2 separate regions of the Homo sapiens genome follow, and region 2 is linked to region 1. A link is a loop called in an ENCODE intact Hi-C map of the cell type or tissue named here. Cell type or tissue: K562. All regions are shown on one strand. Links, peaks and the distances in the headings refer to the core of each region. The heading gives the core; the rest is flanking DNA. Region 1 has its middle 14 kb from the start of LINC01348. Region 2 holds the start of LOC124900421 (U8 small nucleolar RNA).

Region 1 (10,473 bases), core at 3,520-6,019:
TGTGGCCAAAGCTAATTGGATATGAATCTTAATGAAAACAGCACTTCAGCCAGCATAAGAACTATGCCACTGCGCCTCAAACTTTAACGTGTGCGTAAATTTCCTGTGGAGTCTTGCTAAAATGAAGATTCTGAATCCTTAGGTCTAGACTGGACCCAGGATTCTGCCTTTTCACAGCCTCCCAGGCGAGGCTGGCGTTGCAGCTCCTTGCTCCATGCTCTGAGTTGCAAGGTCTACTCTACACGATGCCAAAAGCAATCTTGTGGTTCAGTCATGTGAGTGAAGAAAAAAGATTAGGTAAAATGATTATTTTGTATCATGCAGACAAAAAAATCATTTTTCAGCTAGATTCTCTGCTATTTCATACACATGGCCAGAGCTGACAGAGATTGCCAGTGGACTACTGGAGATTAAAGGTGGTAATGAGTGAGGACCCTCTTGACCGCTTGTGTCTGTAAGGATGGTGAGTGCTGAACAGCCTCCAGCCTCCAGCTCCAAGCCCAGCACTAGCTTGACCAAAAGTGACCAGGGGTTTAACAGCCGGCTTCCTGAACTCTACTGGTCTACCAGCCACCTGCACCCCTCTCCCACTCCCCCTAACAAACTCAAAACCCAATAAAACAAAAACCAAACGGATGTGTATTGGGAATCAAATGTGGCAGGAAGGGCCCTGGCAGAGGCAGTACTCCGAGGTGAGGAAGCCATGATTGGGTCAGCCTTAAACATTCCTACCATTCTGCCAGTGTCCAGGCTGCTGATGAAATCCTGGGCAGGTGCAATGATGCACAGGTGTCCTGGGGTGAGGTTGCATGTGTGTTAGGTTGGGTTGAAGACTGAGGAACAGAAGGGGCGGGTCAAATGGTTGTGTGAGAGCGTTGGCAGGCTGTGTTGACTGAGACCCGCAGTGAGAGGTAAGTTTTTGTGGTTTACAAATTTTAATTTCAATTTTTTTTGAGATAGGGTCTCTCTTAGTCACCTAGGCTGGAGTGCAATGGGGCAATCACCGCTCACTGCAGCCTTAATCTCCCAGGCTCAAGTGATCCTCCCACCTCAGCCTCCCAAGTAGCTGGGATTATAGGTGCGCAATATCATGCCTGGCTAATTAAAAAATTTCTTTTTGTAGAGACGAGGTCTCATTATGTTGCCCAGGCTGGTCTCAAATCCCTAGGCTCAAGCGATTCTCCTGCCTCAGCCTCCCAAAGTGTTGGGATTCTAGGTGTGAGCCACCACGCCTGGCCGAGGGGGTGTTTGACATCTTCACTCAGCACACACATTTACAGGGTTGATATCCATTTGTACAAAACAATACTTAGTTTTACTGCATGTGACATATTCTAATTAAAAAAAAAAAATTCTAGGCCAGGCCTGATGGCTCACACCTGTAATCCCAGCACTTTGGGAGGCCGAGGCGGGTGGATCACCTGAGGTCAGGAGTTCGAGACCAGCCTGGCCACATGGTGAAACCCTGTCTCTACAAAAATACAAAAATTAGCTGGGCGTGGTTGTAGGCACCTGTGATCCCAGCTACTCGGGAGACTGAGGCAGGAGAATCGCTTGAACCCAGGAGGCGGAGGTTGCATTGAACCAAGATCGCACCACTCCAGCCTGGGTGACAGAGCAAGACTCTGTCTCAAAAAAGAAAAAAAAAAATCTAAAATGCTGGTTCTGATCTATTAAATTGATTTCAGGTCCCACGACTGGGCTGTGACCCAAAGTGTGACAAATGCAAATTTTGGAGGCCTTTTCTCATATTGGTAATATATGAGTCTTTGATCTCTTACTGTGGGAACTCAGGTGACCTCAAATCTAAGAAACCTAATTTACGAAATATACACTTAAAATTATGATTTCTTCAAATTCTACCCTGGAAACGCTTAGTGAAGGGATTTTTGCCATCTATTTCTTTGGTAAATCTCAGAGCATCTAAAAAAAAGATTAAGTGGACAAATGAGTAAATTAGCCTATCTACAAATATGTAAGTCCTTGGATGGAAGTTTTTAGGACAAATAAATTTAAAGAAAAGCATTAGATGTTATTGGTAGGTATAGTCCAAGTAGATATGAATAAGAAAATAGTTTTGAAATTAAAATTTATAGTATTATTGGTAGGTGTAGTCCATGATATTTCTGAAATTTAATTTTATAGCAACAGGAAAACATGAATGATTTACAAACAACTTTTGAATATATCAACAATGGAAGTGATAAAAACATTAATATTTACTGAGTCATTATATGATATGCTGTATTGAACATTTTATTTATTTATTTATTTATTTATTTATTTATTTATTTGGGATAGAGTCTTGCTCTGTTGCCCAGGCTGGAGTGTAGTGGCGCGATCTCGGCTCACTGCAAGCTCCACCTCCCGGGTTCACGCCATTCTCCTGCCTCAGCCTCCCCAGTAGCTGGGACTACAGGCGCCTGCCACCATGCCCGGTTAATTTTTTGTATTTTTAGTAGAGACGGGGTTTCACCGTGTTAGCCAGGATGGTCTCAATCTCCTGACCTCATGATCCGCCTGCCTCGGCCTCCCAAGATGCTGGGATTACAGGTGTAAGCCACCACGCCTGACTGAACATTTTGCTTTTAATTTAAGTTTTTTTTTTTTTTTTTTTGAGACAGGGTCTTACTGTCACCCATTCTAAAGTGCAGTGACCTGATCAAGGCTAACTGCAACCTCAACCTCCCGGGCTCCAGCAATCCTCCCACCTCAGCCTCCCATGTAGCTGGGATTACAGGCGCAGGCCACCATGCCCGGCTAATTTTTGTATTTTTTGGTAGAGACAGGGTTTCACTATGTTGCTCAGGCTGGTCTCGAACTCCTGACCTCAGGTCAACTCTGTGGGCATGGGGGACAGTTCTGAGAGCCATGGGCAGGGCAGATCCCTCCAAAAGTGCCCACAAGACTGCAGAACACTTTGTTCAAATAAAATCTTAACCTAAACGCGAAACATGAAAGAAGAATGAATGAATTGTTCTGGTAAACTGAGATGGGGGCCAAAGTCCATCCAGTTAGCTCCTCCCCTCCCCTGGGGTCTGAGGAGCTGTGGTTTTGAAAACCATGGATCTGGTTGAGCGTGGTGGCTCGTGCCTGCAATCCCAGTGCTTTGGGAGGCTGAGGTGGGTAGATCACCTGAGGTCAGGAGCTCGAGATCAGCCTGGCCAACATGGTGAAACCCCGAATCTACTAAAAATACAAAAAATTAGCCAGGTGTGATGGCAGGTGCCTGTAATCCCAGCTACTCTGGAGGCTGAGGCAGGAGAACCGCTTGAACCTAGGAGGCAGAGGTTGCAGTGAGCCAAGACCACGTCACTGCCCTCCAGCCTTGGTGACAGAGTGAGACTCCATCTCAAAAAAATACAAAAAACAAAAAACAAAAAAAGAAAACCATGGATCTGGCCAGATGCAGTGGCTCACGCCTGTAACCTCAGCACTCTGGGAGGCCAAGGAGGGTGGATCTGAGGTCAGGATTTCAGGACCAGCCTGGCCAATATGGTGAAACCTGTCTCTACTAAAAATACAAAAATTAGCCGGGAATGGCGGCGTGTGCCTGTAGTCCCAGCTACTCGGGAGGCTGAGGCAGGAGAATCACTTGAACCCAGGAGGCAGAAGTTGCAGTGAGAGAGATTACGCCACTGCACTCCAGCCTGGAAGACAGTGAGACTCTGTCTCAAAAAAAAAGAAAACTATGGATCTCGTTCTAAGCCTCTGTTTTTACACCTGATAAACATGAGGCTGAGAGAGTGAGGCTACCTCCTCAGAGGTGCACAGTGACTTAATGTCAGCGCTTGGACCCACCCTAGGGTCCTGGGCTCCTTGTAGAATGTTCTCCCTCCTCCTTGTCCACCTCCTCCTCATTTGCGGTTATCCAGACACACAACTGCTGAGAAAGTCTTTTGTTTCCTTCTTTATTTATTTTGAGGCAGAGTCTCGCTCTGTCACCCAGGCTGGAGTGCAGTGGCGTGATCTCAGCTCACTGCAGCCTCCACCTCCCAAGTTCAAGCCATTCTCCTGCCTCAGTCTCCCCAGTCGCTGGGATTACAGGTGTGCACCACCACCCTGGCTAATTTTTATATTTATTTATTTATTTATTTGAGATGGAGTCTTGCTCTGTCGCCCAGGCTGGAGTGCAGTGGCGTGATCTCAGCTCACTGCAACCTCTGCCTCCTGGGTTCAAGTGATTCTCCTGCCTCAGCCTCCCGAATAGCTGGGACTACAGGTATGCGCCACCAAGCCCAGCTAATTTTTGTATTTTTAGTAGAGACAGGGTTTTACCATATTGGCCAGGCTGGTCTCGAATTCCTGACTGTATGATCCACCCACCTCGGCCTCTCAAAGTGCTGGGATTACAGGCGTGAGCCAGCGTGCCCAGCCTTGTATTTCTTAGGTGAATAGATTTTGATTTGCAGAATTCAAAAAGGAATGCGAGTGAAGTAGGTGAAACAATAAATTTAGCTTGGAGGATCCTATGAGCCTTCCCCCTGGTGTGCTGGTCACAGCTGGTTTTGCCCAGCGCCCTTTTGTCCTCTTTGTCCTCTGCTCTCCTTTGAACATCAATCAACAAGGGCCTGATGGCATTGACAGGCTTGCCCTGGTGACTGACCACGTCTCAGGTTGAAAATGTGCTTTGGCGCCTTTTACAGGACGATGGCATTTGTCCCAGTGTGTTCCAGTGAAGCGCCTCGCAGGACCTTGATAAACTTGACTGTCCGTATCCATCAAGGTGCTTGTGCATTATTCCTACAACTGGGGAGATACCTTACCCACCTCCTTGCAGATCGTTCTAGGGAAAGGTGTTTGGCCATCTGTCTGGGAGGCTGAAGACTGGCCCTTGCCACAGGCAGGGTGCTGAGAGCTGCCCCTCTGCCCAGCCTCGTGCTCCTCTGCTGAGGGGTCAGCTCAGGTTGTCTGGAGGCACTGCCCTGCGCCTGCTCCTCGAGCCGCTTGATGGCACTGTTAGAACTGGAGAAGGGAGGCAGCTTCTCCTGAAACAGTTTCCTCTGTTCTGATCGGCTCCAAACTGTCATTTCCACCCACCTCCTTCCTAACTGAACAGAACAAAATCACTTCACAGCCTGTTGCTGCTGCTCTGCTCCCCCAGCCCCGCCCCGCCATCTGGGCAAAGATTTAGTAGCCCCTGTGCCCTCTTTCCCGCACTCATGCACCCAGGCTTCCATCCTGTCTCTCTAGAGCTTTATCATCCTGTGTGTTTTGGGGGCCTCTGCGGTGCCAGGGGCTTTGCAGGCAGAGAGAAGGCCAGGAAAACCTTATAAGAACCCGGGAATCTAAAAGAGAAAGCAGAAGTGCCTGACATCCTTCTGGCCACATGACTTGTTTTCTAGAAGAAAGAAGAAAATAGCAGTGGGAGAAGGTGCTTGGGAGGAATGGAAGGAATGTGCAGAGAGGGCAGGAAATGGGGTCTCTCGGGCGGAATCTTGGCATTAGGTTGCAAGGCTTAATGTGTTCTGTTCTTGGCTTCCCAGCTGCCACTGTGTCTAAATCCCTCTCGCAGGGTCAAGGGTGGGTGGAGGCGTGGTCTGAAGGGACGCTTGCCTTCTTCTACTTGCTTTAGCCTCTTCTGGTTCTCAGTTCTGTCTCTCTCTCTCTCTGTAGCTCTGTCACCCAGGCTGGAGTGCAGCAGTGCCATCATAACTCATTGCAACCTTAAACTCCTGGGCTTAAGCAGTCCTCCTGCCAGGAGTTTACTACTGGTACATGCCATTACACCCGGCTAATATTTAGTTTTTTCGGAGGGATGGGGTCTCACTAGATTGCCCAGGCTGGTAACTTCTGGGTTGAAGCCAGATCCTCTCACCTCAATCTCCCAAAGTGCTGGGATTACAGGCATGAGCCACCACACCTGGCCTCTCTTTCTTTTTTTTTTGCAGTGGGGGGTGGGGGTGGCTGGTGGGGAGGAGGACAGAGTCTCACTCTGTAACCCAGGCTGGAGTGCAGTGGCACGATCTCGGCTCACTGCAACCTCCGCCTCCCGAGTTCAAGCCATTCTCCTGCCTCAGCCTCCTGAGTAGCTGGGATTACGGACACGTATCACCATGCCCAGCTAATTTTTTTATTTTTAGTAGAGAAGGGGTTTCACCATGTTGGCCAGGCTGGTCTCGAATTCCTGACCTCAGGTGATCCACCTGCCTTGGCCTCCCAAGGTGCTGGGATTACAGGCATGAGCCACTGCGCTTGGCCCTCTCTTTTTTATTTATTTATTTATTTTTGAAACGGAGTCTCACTCTGTTGCCCAGGCTGGAGTGCAGTGGCATGATCTCAGCTCACTGGAACCTCCGCCTTCCGGGTTCAAGTGATTCTCCTGCCTCAGCCTCCTTGTTGTATTTTTAGTAGAGAAGGAGTTCCACCATGTTGTCCAGGCTGGTCTCAAATTCCTGACCTCAGGTGATCCACCTGCCTCGGCCTCCCAAAGTGCTGGGATTTTGGGCGTGAGCCACTGCGCCTGGCCCTCTCTTTTTTTATTTTTATTTTTAAATGGAGTCTTGCTCTGTTGCCCAGGCTGGAGTGCAGTGGCGTGATCTTGGCTCACTGGAACCTCTGCCTCCTGGGTTCAAGTGATTCCCCTGCCTCAGCCTCCTGAGTAGCTGGGACTACAGGCATGCATCATCACGCCCAGCTAATTGTTGTATTTTTAGTAGAGAAGGGGTTTGGTCTTGAATTCCTGATCTCAGGTGATCCACCTGCCTCAGTCTCCCAAAGTGCTGGGATTACAGGCATGAGTTTTTTTTTTTTTTTTTTTTTTGACACAGAGTCTGTCTCTGTCACCCAGGCTGGAGTGCAGTGGTGCTATCTCGGCTCACTGCAACCTCCACCTCCTGGGTTCAAGCAATTCACCTGCCTCAGCCTCCCGAGTAGCTGGGATTACAGGCGTGCGCCACCATGCCCAGCTAATTTTTGTATTTTAGTAGAGATGGGGTTTTACCATGTTGGCCAGGCTGGTCTCCAACTCCTGACCTCAAGCAGTCCATCCACCTTGGCCTCCCAAAGTGCTGGGATTACAGGCATGAGCTACTGCGCCCAGCCCCTTTTTTTTTTTTTTCAAAATTTATTGTGTATACTTAAGGTATACAATGTGATGTTATGAGGTACATGTACATATAGTAAAACAGTTACCAGAGTGGAGCAAATGAACATAGCCGTCATCTCTCATAGGTACGTATTTTTCCCCTGTGGTAAGAGCAGCTACAATCAACTATAATCTACTCATTTAGCAAAGATGTTGGATACAGTACACTGTTAACTAAGTGTGTCTTCATATTGTACATCAGATCTTTCCACTTGTTCATCCTGCATAGTTGCTGCTTTGTGTCCTTCCGCATTCACCTCCCCATTTCCTCTGCCTCACCCCCAATACTGGTAACAACTGTCTTATTCTCCATCTCTGTGTATTTGGCTTTTTTTAAAAAAAAGATTCCACCTGTAAGCAAGGCTGTGCAGTATTTGTCTTTCTGTGTCTGGCTTATTTCACTCAGCATAATACCCTTCCTATCCTCCCTCCATGTTCATTCTTGTTGTGGATCTCCTTTTTTTTTTTTTTTGAGACAGAGACTTGCTCTGTCACCCAGGCTGGAGTGCAATGGCACAATCTTGGGTCACTGCAACCTCTGCCTCCTGGGTTCAAGAGATTCTTGTACCTCAGCCTCCCGAGTAGCTGGGATTATAGGCATGCGCCACCACGCCTGGCTATTTTTTGTATTTTTAGTAGAAATGGGGTTTCACCATGTTGCCCAGGATGGTCTTGAACTCCTGGCCTCAAGCGATCTGCCTGCCTAGACCTCCCAAACTGCTGGGATTGCAGGTGTGAGCCACCACACCCACTCTTCCTTGCTTTCCTTGCCTGCTTGCCTGCCTTCCTCTTCCTTCCTTCCTTCTTTCCTTCCCTTTCTTTCTTTCTTTCTTCTTTCCTTCCTTCCTTCCCTCCCTCCCTCCTTTTTCTTTCTTTTCTTTCTTTCTCTCTCTCTCTCTCTCTCTCCCTCTCCCTCTCCCTCTCTCTCTCTCTCTCTCTCTCTCTCTCTTTCTTTCTTTTTTTCGCTCTTGTTGCCCAGGCTAGAGTACAATGGTGCCATCTCGGCTCACTGCAACTTCCGCCTCCCGGGTTCAAGCGATTCTCCTGCCTCAGCCTTCCTGAGTAGCTGGAATTACAGGCATGCACCACCATGTCTGGCTAATTTTGTATTTTTAGTAGAGACAGGGTTTCTCCATATTGGTCAGGCTGGTCTCGAACTCCCAACCTCAGGTGATCCGCCCACCTCGGCCTCCCAAAGTGCTGGGATTACAGGCATAAGCCACCGCACCCAGCCTCTTTCTTTCTTTCTTTTCTTTCTTTCTTTTTCTTTCTTTCTTTCTTTCTTCTTTCTTTCTCTTTTTCTCTCTCTTTCTTTTCCTGCCTGCCTGCCTCCCTTCCCTTCTCTTTCCTTCCTTTCTCTCTTTCTTCATTCTTTCTTTCCCCATTCCTGTTGAGTGCACACATTTTCTTTACTCATTTGTCCATAATGGACATCTAGGTTGCTTCCCTATCTTGCCTGTTGTGAACACGGGAGTGCAGCTACCTCTCCTAGGTGGTGATTTTCTCTCTTTTGGGTATATAACCAAAAGGAAGATTGCTGGATCATGTGGTAGTTCTATTTTTAATTTATTTAGGTGGTTCCCAGTTCTTGCTGCCACTTCCTTTTCCTTGGAGAGATGAGTAGGAGACAGGCTGAGGATACCCATGAGCTGTTTAAGAAGAGAGCCCCGCTGCCCACAGCTTGCATCCTAAATCTCAGGCCCCACAGCTCTATGCCCTACTTACCTCCCCTGGCTCCCCTTCCTCCAGAGGAAGGAGAAAATGGGAGGGCTTTGCTATGAGAAAAGCATTTTCCCCAAACAATTACCAGGAAATACTGTCTCGATTGCTATTCCTGACATGTGCTGCCCTCTTGGCAGAGTTACTGGAAGGCTTATTACACCTTGCAAATGCTGATGGGGCACAGTTCCCAGAGTTGGAAAGGCTCACCCAGCGCAGGCCGCCAAGGCCTCTTGGTTTCCTCCCACAGGTGCCAGGTGTGTGCTCCACACCCCTCTGTTGGCCAACCTTGACCTTGAGCAGAGGCCCCGGCCAGCTCTCCCAGCCTGCTTGCAGGTGGGAGGCCATTCTCTGCTGACTCAGGCCCAGACTGGGGCAGGTGCATGCCTTCAACCCCGTGAGTAATACCGGCTTCTCATCTTCAAAGGGCCTTCCCAAGATTAACCAATTAGTCACCCCCAGGAGAGCTACAAAGCAGGTTATTATTGTCTTTATTAAGCCCATGGTGGAGGAGGGAAGTAAGTGGAGTCCCTATCCCAGGTCAGTGAGAAAACTGGCAGATGAGTGTGTGGATTTGGGCACAGGAGATGACAGCCACTCGGATTTCTCAGGGTGTTGGGGTGGGGGACGAACCAAAGGCAGGTAAAGTAGAGGCTGGAGCTTCTCACTGGTCGGGGTGGGAGAGACCACAGGGAGTATGTGGGGAAGGACTGAGAGGCTTAGGCTGATGGAAAAGGGCATCTTACTGAAACCAGAGCCAGTGGATGAAGAGACAGTTTGGCCTCAACTGACCCACAGAGGCCTCTGCCCTATGTTCTAAAGGATTCAGAAAACCGCTGATTGTGCTTGAGTCACTCTGCCTCTCTGAGACACCCAGATATTTGTGAAATGAGCCTTGGAACACTTTCCTTTTTGTATCTGTTTGAGGACTTTGATGGACTAAAAATGATCACAACACACGTCATTCAAGCACGTTTCAAATAAAAAGTGTACTATGAAAGCTTAGAAGGGAAGAGGTGGACATTGTTCTGGTTCACTCTGAGCCACAGGTGTGTCTCCTTCAGGTGCACGATGCAGAAAGTTAGAGGGTTTTAAAAGGTAAATCCAAGTCCTGGTGACAGAGTGAGAACCGATGCACCTTCTGGAAGCCAGACAGCAGAGTGAGCCTTCAGTCAGTCCTGTCTGCAGCTGCTTTTTATAAACTTGGCATAAATATGTGCTTGGGAACACCAGGACAGTGTGTCTGGAATATATTTCTACCATTAGAAAACACACACATACATCACACATAACACACATGCACATAACACACATACATACAACACACACATACACGCACACATAGCACACACAAACACAACAAACACAACATGCATGAACACACACAACACACATACACACAACACACACATACACATATGACACACATATGCACATACTCATACACACATAACACACAAGCACACACATAACATACACATACACACATAGCACACACATAACATACATACACACCACACGTAACAGACATGCACATAACGCACACCATACACACACACATAACACACAAACACAACACACACAACACATATGCACACACACAACACACACATACAACACACACAACACACATACTCATACACACATAACACATATGCACACACATA
Region 2 (10,473 bases), core at 3,915-6,414, 490 kb after region 1:
AAAGGAAACTATGGAAATCCTTTTTTAATTCCTAGACTTTTAAGTCCCTCTTTACTCAAAAGTTGTTTTGCATATGATTTATAGATGGTTTTATTTGGTTAGTGAAGAGTAAAATGTTTCTCTTCCTGATTCCTAAGTGTATACGTGGAATCATTCAGAAAAATGTTCAGTTGTGTGTAGGCCATGAGAAGTCCTGAGTCACCCTCATTTGCTTGCCTTTTGTTCATAGGGAACAGTATGAGAAGACACGCCTTTCCTCTGTCACAGACCAAGGTCAGATGCACCAATGAATGGAATACATATTTACCCAATTTATCGTGGGGTTCTAGAAATCGGGAGTGGGGGTGGGGACTGTTTTAACTCCTTCAGTGCCACTGGTTAGGCCTCTGACAGCAATGGTACTACAATCAAATAAAAATTACGGGTGTGACTTTCCAGATTACAAACTCTATAGATCCCTTGTTGCTGTTTCTCTTGACAGCCTGCATTTTCCTTAATATGTCTGAACCCCTCACTGTAACTTAAAAAGCACACAAATAGACAATTTATAAATTACTCGCTAAGCGGTTAGAAGATAGAAAATGGGTAGATTTATGGATTATCTGTGGATTCCTCCATTAATCCTCAGATAAATCCATAATTTGTCAGGGATACCCACACTACCCCTAGTTATTACATTAATTTATACCTAATTTAACAGTGAACATTGTTTTAACTCATTAGGTGTGTCATCTGCTCCCTCCCCATGTCAATACAACTTAACTTAAAATGCTTGATTTGAAACAGCTCTCTGATTGTTTGATTTGAAGTGTAACTTGTCTCTTTAAAAGATTATAGAATATGAAGTCTGTATTTGCACTGGTTTTAATCAGAAAATTATGCACATCTGCCTGGCACAACATAAAACAATCCATACAACCCACAGAAAAGGTATTTTAGGACAAAAAGTAACTATACCATAGACAGATCATTATTGAGAATCATTTAGACATTGTATCTTAAAAGCTGTTCTTTTATTTTTAATCCAAAACCCAACTGAGTAAAATTTCCTTATTAAACAACCCTATTAGAATGGTATAAACAGTTTCTTCTGTAAGACAAACATTTATTTGGAAAATATATAGAATGGCACTGTATAACACTAACTCAAAACATGGAATAATAAATCTTCAGTGCAAGTAAAACATCACAAAATCAGCCATGAAAAGCCTCTAGGAGATGATTTCTGCCTAGGTCAGATAAGTCTAGAGACTAGACTACAGGATTCCTAGTTTAAATTGAGAGCTTCAAGGCACCGGTTCTCATCCTTTGAATGGGCTGTCAGAAGTTAGATTGCGTAATCTAAAGAGCCTCCTCCAGCAGCTCTACAGACGCCCTTGATGCTGAGATAAGACATCCTGTATAGGGTAATAATGTCACATTTGAATATTTCTAAATATAGTTTACATTTTGGGGGAAATGAACTACATTACATAATCTGTAGATCACATCACTTACCACTTTTACTTAGCAATTAGTATTTCTATATCATCACCATCAGGTAGCATTCAGATGCCCATCGTGCACAAAAAATGAGTTCGGTTTTGTTGTGGAGGCACTCAGCAACTTTAGCAGATAAATATTTAAGTCATTGCAAATTTATCTGCAATATCTATAGAAAACATCTTTCCTATACTAGTTCAAATAGAGTACTTTGAATTGCGTATGTGGCTATTTATGCCTCCGGGGTGGGGGGGCGGTGGGAATTAAAAACCCGGAAACATTTCGCCAGAGCTCAGGGCCTCAATTTATTTTAATGCATGGAAAGAGTTTATTAAAAGTGAACCTCAAATTACTGAGGTTTTGCCTTCTTTTATTGTATGATTTTTAAAGTATTTGCCATACTAGTAAGAGTTCTGCAGAGAAGTGACATGTGGGAGTAGAGATTGTCTGGGTCAGACTAAATCAGCATTTCTTTGGCACAGGCTTGTCTTGGGCCGTCTGCCTGAGCCGACTGTATGTGTGAGCTGCAAAACAGAAAAAAGCTGTTGAGAGTCTTAGCCCAGGCTAAGAGCCCATTACCCCCATTTTGTTATTTCTGCCTGCAAACAGCAGTTCAATTAGCTTTTCTGGTGATAAAAGATAAAGATTTATTGTACCCCATATACAATTGAAATCAGAATTTCACAGGAGGGTCACAGTCATTAGAGAAGTTTTGGAATACTATTCTCCTAATAAGCACCATATGGGTTGTTGCTGTTATAATTTAACACCTACTAAGCAGGCATCTCATTCTAGGCTTTGAACAGCTGAGAGGCTAGCTCCTACCTTTTGTGCAGCTTAAAGTCAAAGCCACAGGTAGGAAATGTCACTTTGCTTGGTTCAAGACACGTATTGACAAGAGTTAACCACGAGTTTGTTTCCTTCCAGTTTATCTTACAAACCACAGTAAAATTCTGACATAGGAACACAGTCCGAAGTCCAAAGTGCTTTCGCACAATAAGTTCATTATGCCCAGCGTGCAATTCATGCATCAAGGGGGCCGCCGGACCCCATTATCTTTATACAAATCAAGAGGCCAGTTGGAACAAGGAGGCTGGTCAGAATGGTCAAATTGTAGTTTTTCCCTTTCTTTTTTAAAAAATTTATTTTTTCACTTTGTATCGTTGTTCAGAATGGCACTTTTTAAAAGGAAGAAAGCCTCCAGCCCTGCCAAGCTCTGTTTACTCCACGGGAAGGAAAGGGGAGGAGGCTCCCTCACTCTCCAACAGCCTGGAGCCCACAAGGAGCCCTTGCTGCGGTTTCCAAGGCGGCCCCCTGACTTGCGCCGCGCCTCTATTCTAGAACTTTTCCCGGGCTGGAGCAGCGCAGTCTCCGCGCGCCCGGCTCTGCGCACGTGGAGCCGCGCGACCCCGGGCGGGGCGGGGCGGGGCGGGGCGGAACGGAACGGAACGGGACGGGACGGGACGGGGCGGGGCGCGGGCCCGGAAACGGGAAACGGCCCGGTGCGCCCCGCCCCTCCGCTCCGCCGCCCAGTCCTGGCCCCGAGCGCCAGGCCAAGCCAGCGCGCCAGCTGCCGGGCTATAATTAGAGGGACCGCAGCCCGGGCCCGGCCACCTCCTCGCGCCCCCCGCCCGCGTTCCCGGGGAAGAATGTGCGAGTGCGCGCGAGGGCCCGAGTGCGCCGCCGCCGGCGCGCTCTCTGGAGCAGAGACCGCGTGGTGAACCAAATAAAGTAAAAGGTCTGGCTCCTGCTGGGCGAGGCCGAGCGAGGAACGTGCGCGCCAGAGCAGGGGTGTGGCGAGCCCTCGGTGGCCCAGAAAAGATCAAACGCGCGTCAGCAGCAGCCGTGGCTGCCGCCTGCAAGGGTCCCTGACGCGGGCCGGGCTGTACAGGGTGGATTTTCTAAGTTGGAGATGGCGCATGACAAGAGCTGCCCCAAATCAAATGTCACTCCCTTTTTGGAAATCATGATGCTGCTTTTTTTTTTTTTTTTTGGCTGCAGCTATAATAAGCCAAATGTTCCGTGCTGGTGAAGTAAACACGCGTGTTTAAGAAGCATCTGTGTTAGCACTAATGGATGGTGCATGCTAATAAAAATGTATTTATTAAGCAAACCTCAGGACATGCCCCTATGGGAACTGCCCAGAGTACTGTTAACAACTGACTGCCTGAAAATGAGTTTACTTTCTATCAAGAAACTTTTATTTAAATTTGAAGAAAAAAGTTTTTCTTTGATCATAGCATTGTTGTGCACCTGAGGTTCTACCCAATTAGTTAACTGCTAATTTTTATTAATTATTCCCTTTAATACTCTGCAGTATTTTCTCAAAAAATGAACAGCATGACCCCTGTCACTTTAAAAAACTGACATTAAACTATTTCTCCATCACCAGCCTTGGAGTTGGGGGGGCAGGGTGCTGGCTACCAGAAGTAGCAACTAGATTGTGGAATAAGTATTGTGTAATAGTTTTAGTGATTGTTTAAAAGTGAATGAACCGGTGAATGGATAGGAGGCTAGAAAAAAAAAAAAAAGCCTTGCTTCAGGCTTGTGAATTCCTAGACACAACCCTACCCAAAGACTTCCTTCACCAACATATTTTTCTTTCTAGATAATAGGCACAAAAACCATTTAGAAGTTTGAGATGGAAATCATGCAATGCACTCTGCTCTTTATATATGTTACTGAGGAATCTGGAAGCTTTTCCGGGTTGAAATGCAATTCCTAGGAAATTATTCTTGCTCTTTTCCTGTGGCTGTTTTTAACACAGCAGCAATGCAATTTCAGTGGCTCTGCTCCTTCACAAAGACCTTTGAGAGGGAACTATGCTGAGAGATGCAAATTCAAGGTTTTCTGAAAACACCTCAGAATTGTCCAGTTCTGCCCCCAGATAAAACCACTAGAATAAAGGTCAGGAAATCTCCAGATGTTCTTGGGACTTGCGCAGTCATCTCAGGTAATTCAATTAGCTTTTGTGTCTGTTTTGCAATTATTAAAAAAAAATATAGGCCAGGCACAGTGGCTCACGCCTGTAATCCCAGGACTTTGGGAGGCCGAGGCGGGTGGATCACCTGAGGTCAGGAGTTTGAGATCAGCCTGGCCAACATGGTGAAACCCTGTCTCTACTATATATACAAAAATTAGCTGGGCGCCGTGGTGCATGCCTGTAATCCCAGCTACTTGGGAGGCTGAGGCAGGAGAATCACTTGAACCTGGGAAGCGAAGGTTGCAATGAGCCGAGATCGCCACACTGCACTCCATCCTGGGCGACAAAGTGAGACTCTGTCTTAAAAAAAAAAAAAAAAAAAAAAAATATATATATATATATATATATATGATGTACTTGCCTCAGAGGGGGCTAAAATATCAAATTAGGTAATTTCTATGACAGATTTCTGGTTTTTCATTTATCAACCAGACATGAGAAGGTGCTGTCATACAGGGCATCATTAGGTGATTGGGCACAGTGAGTGCCTACCACCCAAAATAGAGACTTTCAGTTATTATATTAAACAGAATAATAGCAAATCGCTTTGAAACACTGGAGAGAAGGGGCTCCCCCTGCTGTCATCACAGAAAATGCATTGTCTCAGGCCAGTGTCTTGTAGCTAGAGTACTCACTGGGTTTCAATCACAGTACCAGAAGATTCTCGAAGTTATCATCACCTTGGAGGATGTATAGTTTCATTGGAACTAAAAATATCACAAAAAAAGAATATGCATATTTTTCTTGAAACACCCTATGCTCAGATTCATTTACTCAAGGCTCAGCCTGCCTATGAACCACCAAAATGGTCTACCTCACTCCATTTATGACTTTAAAAGCAAGGATGGTATATGTGTGGCTGGTAGCAGCTGGAGGTGAGTGGGTTGAAAATATGTTTGAACATATTTCATTTTTGTTAAGGTTTGTTTAAATAAGGAATCAATAAAAATGATGTATAATGGGAAATAAGAGCATCTTCATTGGATTTTGGCCTTGGTAAAAACGTTGTGTTTGTAAAAAAATCATTTAATTTTCTTGTAAATCATATTTCTTTACACAGGAGCCACTGGATTCATGAATAAGTCTTCAGAGGTCATGAAGAGTTGGGTTTGTCAGCCTCAAAATTTGTAGCACTGGAAAGAAATGATTCAAGGTCTCAGTAACAAATACTGGCTGAGCTGAGTCTCAAGGAATGACCAGACCAAGCCAGAGATCCTTCATCTAGGCCATGTTTGCTGAGGGGTTGAGGACATGGATGGAATTAGGTTGAAACTCTTCGTGAACAAGATGAATTGTAAGCAGTTAAGAAGGAAAAGATGCTGGATGTGGTGGTTCACACCTGTAACCTTAGCACTTTGGGAGGCCGAGGTGGGAGGATCACTTGAGACCAGCCTGGGCAACATAGTGAGACACCATGTCTACAAACACTTTAAAATAAATAACAATATTTATTGTTAAATAAACAAATATGAAAGGAAAAGAGATGGCATGTGCAAGAGTTGAGAGATTGGAGAGGAAAAATTACATGAAGGAACCAACATCTGGCCATAGCCATTCATTCATTCACTTATTTGTTCATTGGTTCACTTGCTCTTTCACTCCCCACATATATCTCATGATAAATAACATGGCCTCTGGGGTCAGACGGCTTACTCTTAACTTCCAGCTCCACCTCTTTCTAACCTTAAATATAAAGGTATTAAGAAACAGTATCTTCAGTTTGCTTCCAGAGACCACTTTCTTCATTCTGCAACCTCACTGGCTGTTCTTTCACTGATTCCTCATCGTCTCACTTGTTGGAGTGCCCCTAAGCTTAGTCCTCAGATGGTTTTTTTTTTTCCTCTCTCTCTGTCTACACTTACTCCCTGCAATCTCATCCAGAAATATGGTTTTAAAATAACATTATATGCTTACTCTCAGATTTATTTCTCTAGCCTAGACCTCCGTCCTTGAGTGCCAGCCTGGTATATCCAGCTACCTACTCAGTTGTTCGCTTGAATATCTAATTGACGTCTCACATTTATATGTCTGAAGTTGAACTTCTGATCTCCCTCCCACCCTCGCCCAACACCACCGCACCACAGTCCCCTTTCAGTCTTTCCCATTTTACAAAATGGCAGTTCCATCTTCTAGTTGTTTGAGCCATAGACCTTAGAGTGGTCTTTCACTTGGATTTTTTCTCAGCCATTCTCCATCCAGTCTATCAGCAAATCCTCTTGGTTCTACCTTCAAAATATATTCAGAATCTGACCACATCTCACTACCTACTAGACACCGCCATCATTTCTTGTCTAGGGTGTTGCAGAGTCTTCCAGACTGTTCCTCCCGTTTCTGCCCTTGTCCTCTGCAACTTATTCTCAGTTCATCGGCCAGAATAAACCCTAAAAATATTCATCTGATCTTGTTTCTCCTTTGCTCAAATCCTTTTCTTGCCTTTCTATCTCCTTCAGAGTCAAATCCAAAGTCTTTACAATGGCCATCAAGGCAATGCTATTTCCCAGACATGGCTCCTATCCTTGTTCATGCTAGCCACGCCAGCTTCCTGGCATTCCTTGACCTTGCTAAGCATGCTCCCACCTCATGGCTCTTCTCTGCTTGGAATGCTCTTCCCTCAGATGTATGCATAGCTCATTCCCTCATTTCCTTCAGGTCTCTATGCCAAGGTCCCCTGATGAGTGATCTTCCCTGATCAGTCCCCTGATCTTCCCTGACCACCCTCTATTAGCATCCTCTTGCTCCTATAACAACGTCCCACAAACAGTGAATTAAAAGTACACCAAATGATTATCTTACAGTTCTGGATGCCATGATCTAAAATTAAGATGTCGGCAGGGCTGGTTTCCTCGGGAGGCTTCAGGGGAGATGCCACTTCCTTGCCTTTTCAGCTTCTAGAGGCCACCTGCATTCCTGGGCTTGTGGTCCCTTCCTTGAATCACTCCAGTTCCTGCTTCCATCATCACTGCTCTTCCTGCCTCCTTACGAGGATCCTTGTAATTATATGGGGCCCAGCTAAGCAGTTCTAGGATGATCTCATTTCAAAATGGTTGATTTAATCACATCTGCAAAATCCCTTTTACCATGTGACTTCATATATTCACAGGTTCAGAAGATTAGGACAGAGACATCTTGGGGGGCCACTATTCAGCTATCATAATATATTTGATACACTATATAAAATTATCCATGCTAAGCTACTCCACATTCTATAGTCTCTGTTCCTCTTTTATTTTTCTTCCTAGTACTTTGTCTCATCAGATGTTATATATTATTTACTAATTTGTAAGTTTTTGTCTCCCCAGACCCTAGGCCCTGCATTCGGTAGAGCAGGGATCCCCAACCCCCAGCCTGCAGCCCCATATGGGTCCATGGCCTGTTAGGAACCAGGCCATACAGCAGGAGGTGAGCGGCAGGTGAGCGGCGGGTGAGCGGCAGGTGAGCGAGCATTACCTCCTGAGCTCCATCTCCTGTCAGATCAGCCACGGCATTAGATTCTTATAGAAGCATGAACCCTATTGTGAACTGCACGTTCAAAAGATCTGGGTTGTGCACTGCTTATGAGAGTCTAATGCCTGATGATCCGAGGTGGAACAGTTTCATCCCCAAACCATTAACCCCTTTCCTGTCAGGTCCATGGAGAAACTGTCTTCCATGAAACCAGTCCCTGGTGCCAAAAAGGTTGGGGACTGCTGCCATAAACTCTATGAGGAAGGGCAAAGTGACCCCAAATGATATGGTGTGGCTCTGTGTCCCCACCTAAATCTCATGTTGAATTGTAATTCCCAGTGTGGGAGGTGGGGCCTGGTGGGAGGTGACTGGATCATGGGGGATGGTTTCTGATGGTTTAGTGCCATCCCCCTTGCTGTTCTCGTGATAGAGTTCTCACGAGATCTGGTTGTTTGAAAGTGTGTAGCACCTCCCCCTTGTCTCTCTCTTCCTTTTGTTCCCGCCACGTAAGATATGCCTGCTTCCTCTTTGCCTTCTGCTGTGATTCTAAGTTTCCTGAGGCCTCTCCAGCCATGCTGCCTGTACAGCCTACAGAACTGTGAGCCAATTAAACCTCTTTTCTTTATAAATTATCCCATCTCAGGTGGTTCTTTGTAGCAATGAGAGAACGGACTAGTACACCCACTGTCATGATCATGTGTGCTGTAAATATTTGTTAAAGGAATAAATTTAGTTTCTAATCTCAACAAGGGAAATATGGTGAGAAGTAATGGAAAATAAGAAAAGAGCCATAACAATGTATTTATAAGATACAATGGAAACCCAATCAGTCTACCTCGGGAGAGAATGCTGAGGCTAGCAGCCATGAGGTGGGGCTGGCCAGGCAGGATAGAGAAAGAGCAGAGCTCAGCGGATCTAAAATTAAGGGGGCTTTGGGATGTTGAGCAAACACAGGGACCCCACAAATGCTGTTCAGCCAGGACAGAGGGTCCGCACAGACAGACCTGGATAAAAAAAAACAGAAAGAAGCAGTCAGAGGGCGTATGGTAACCACATCAAAGTCCCAATCAGAAGGGTGATGTGTCTTGAGATGCTTTTACAGGTGCAGAGTTTAGGGGGATTTAAGGTAAAGCAGGAGAAAGTAGGCAAGAAGCAGTTCTCCTTGTGGCAGGGACTGCTTTGCTCAGGCTCAGCCTGCAACAGTGGTGGGACTTGATTCTGATTGCTGGGTCACAGGTGGGTGCTGCTGCCATCTGATCAGTCACTGTGGTCTTCCACCTTCTGGCATGGGAAGAGACAGAGGGCGGTGCGGGTAGGGCAAGACTCACTTAACAGCTTCTTGGGTAGTCTTAGGAGCATGTTAGCAGCAGTTCTTTGTGTTTTGAAAGATTCTGCTAAGTGGACATAGAACAGTGTCATGGCTAAAGGCCTGACTGCTTTCAAATCCCAGCTCCACCATAGCTTAGCTGTGTGTCCTTGGAAATACATTTTGTTCTTTTATTTATCTTTTTTTTTTTTTTTTTTGAGAAAAAGTGTCTCACTCTGTCGCCCAGGCTGGAGTTCAGTGGCACAATCTCGGCTCACTGCAAGCTCCGCCTCCCGGGTTCATGCCATTCTCCTGCCTCAGCCTCCCCAGTAGCTGGGACTACAGGCGCCTGCCACCACGCTCGGCTAATTTTTTGTATTTTTTGTAGAGATGGGGTTTCACCATGTTAGCCAGGATGGTCTCGATCTCCTGACCTCATGATCCGCCCGCCTCAGCCTCCCAAAGTGCTGGGATTACAAGCGTGAGCCACGGCGCCCGGCCTACGTTTTGTTCTTTAAGAGATTGTCAGGAAGAATCAGATAGGAGCAATCAGGGTGTGTGAGACCTGATTATGAAGCAGACATTAATCATATCATGTGACTCCAATCATTATGTCCTAATACTGTCCTCCAAACATAGGTAAGGATTATCCCACCTGACAATGGATAAGTTCTTTGATGTCTCTAAACCTCAGTCTCCTCATCTGTAGAATGGGAATAATAATAGTACCTGTTTCTTAAATTCATTGTGAGGGTTAAATGAAGCAATGTGCAAAGTCTCCTTGAGTCTGTGATATAATATATGTGGGGTCTTATTATTTATCCCAAAGCAGGAAGCATCAGAGTTCTGGGAAGGTGACTTAACCTCACCTGCTCTTCCTCTCACACAGCCTTCCCACTCAGGTCTTCTGTGGATAGAGTTCCTCTGATAGTTTTTTTTTTGTTTTTTTTTTTTTTTTTTTTTTTTTAACCAGATGGAGACTCGTTCTGTCGTCCAGGCTGGAGTGCAGTGGCATGATCTCGGCTCACTGCAGCCTCTGCCCCCTGGGTTTAAGAGATTCTCCAGCCTCAGCCTCCCGAGTAGCTGGGACTATAGGCACATGCCACCACACCTGGCTAAGTTTTGTATTTTTAGTAGAGACGGGGTTTTGCCATGTTGCCCAGGCTGGTCTTGAACTCCTGAACTCAAAGCAATCCACCTGCCTCGGCCTCCCAAAGTGCTGGGATTACAGGTGTGAACCACAGCGCCTGGCCAATCT

Evidence for each region. Hi-C counts contacts between places; a loop is a spot of excess contacts. Peaks named below come from ENCODE experiments on the same cell type or tissue, not always from the same donor. Only the 100,000 strongest peaks of a DNase experiment are listed, where the experiment ranks them.
Region 2: a loop joins it to region 1, with 10 times the contacts of the local background. A loop is called at or near these places in 73 of 110 quality-filtered maps.

What each region holds. Positions count from the first base shown.
Region 1 is chr1:235,078,371-235,088,843 of GRCh38, reverse strand. No RefSeq gene overlaps it. Among named protein-coding and RNA genes, the nearest start is that of LINC01348, 14 kb to the right of the region's middle. RefSeq lists an enhancer at 5,762-6,284. In K562, for the core only: a CTCF peak has its summit at 4,953 (motif pointing right); a DNase peak (open chromatin) is centred at 4,953.
Region 2 is chr1:234,592,679-234,603,151 of GRCh38, reverse strand. It overlaps LOC124900421 (U8 small nucleolar RNA), which reads right to left and starts at 9,877; the gene lies at 9,750-9,877. RefSeq lists silencers at 196-365, 2,251-2,300, 2,701-3,230 and enhancers at 2,774-3,287, 3,288-3,801. In K562, for the core only: a CTCF peak has its summit at 5,026 (motif pointing left); a DNase peak (open chromatin) is centred at 5,031; H3K4me3 peaks cover 80 bases.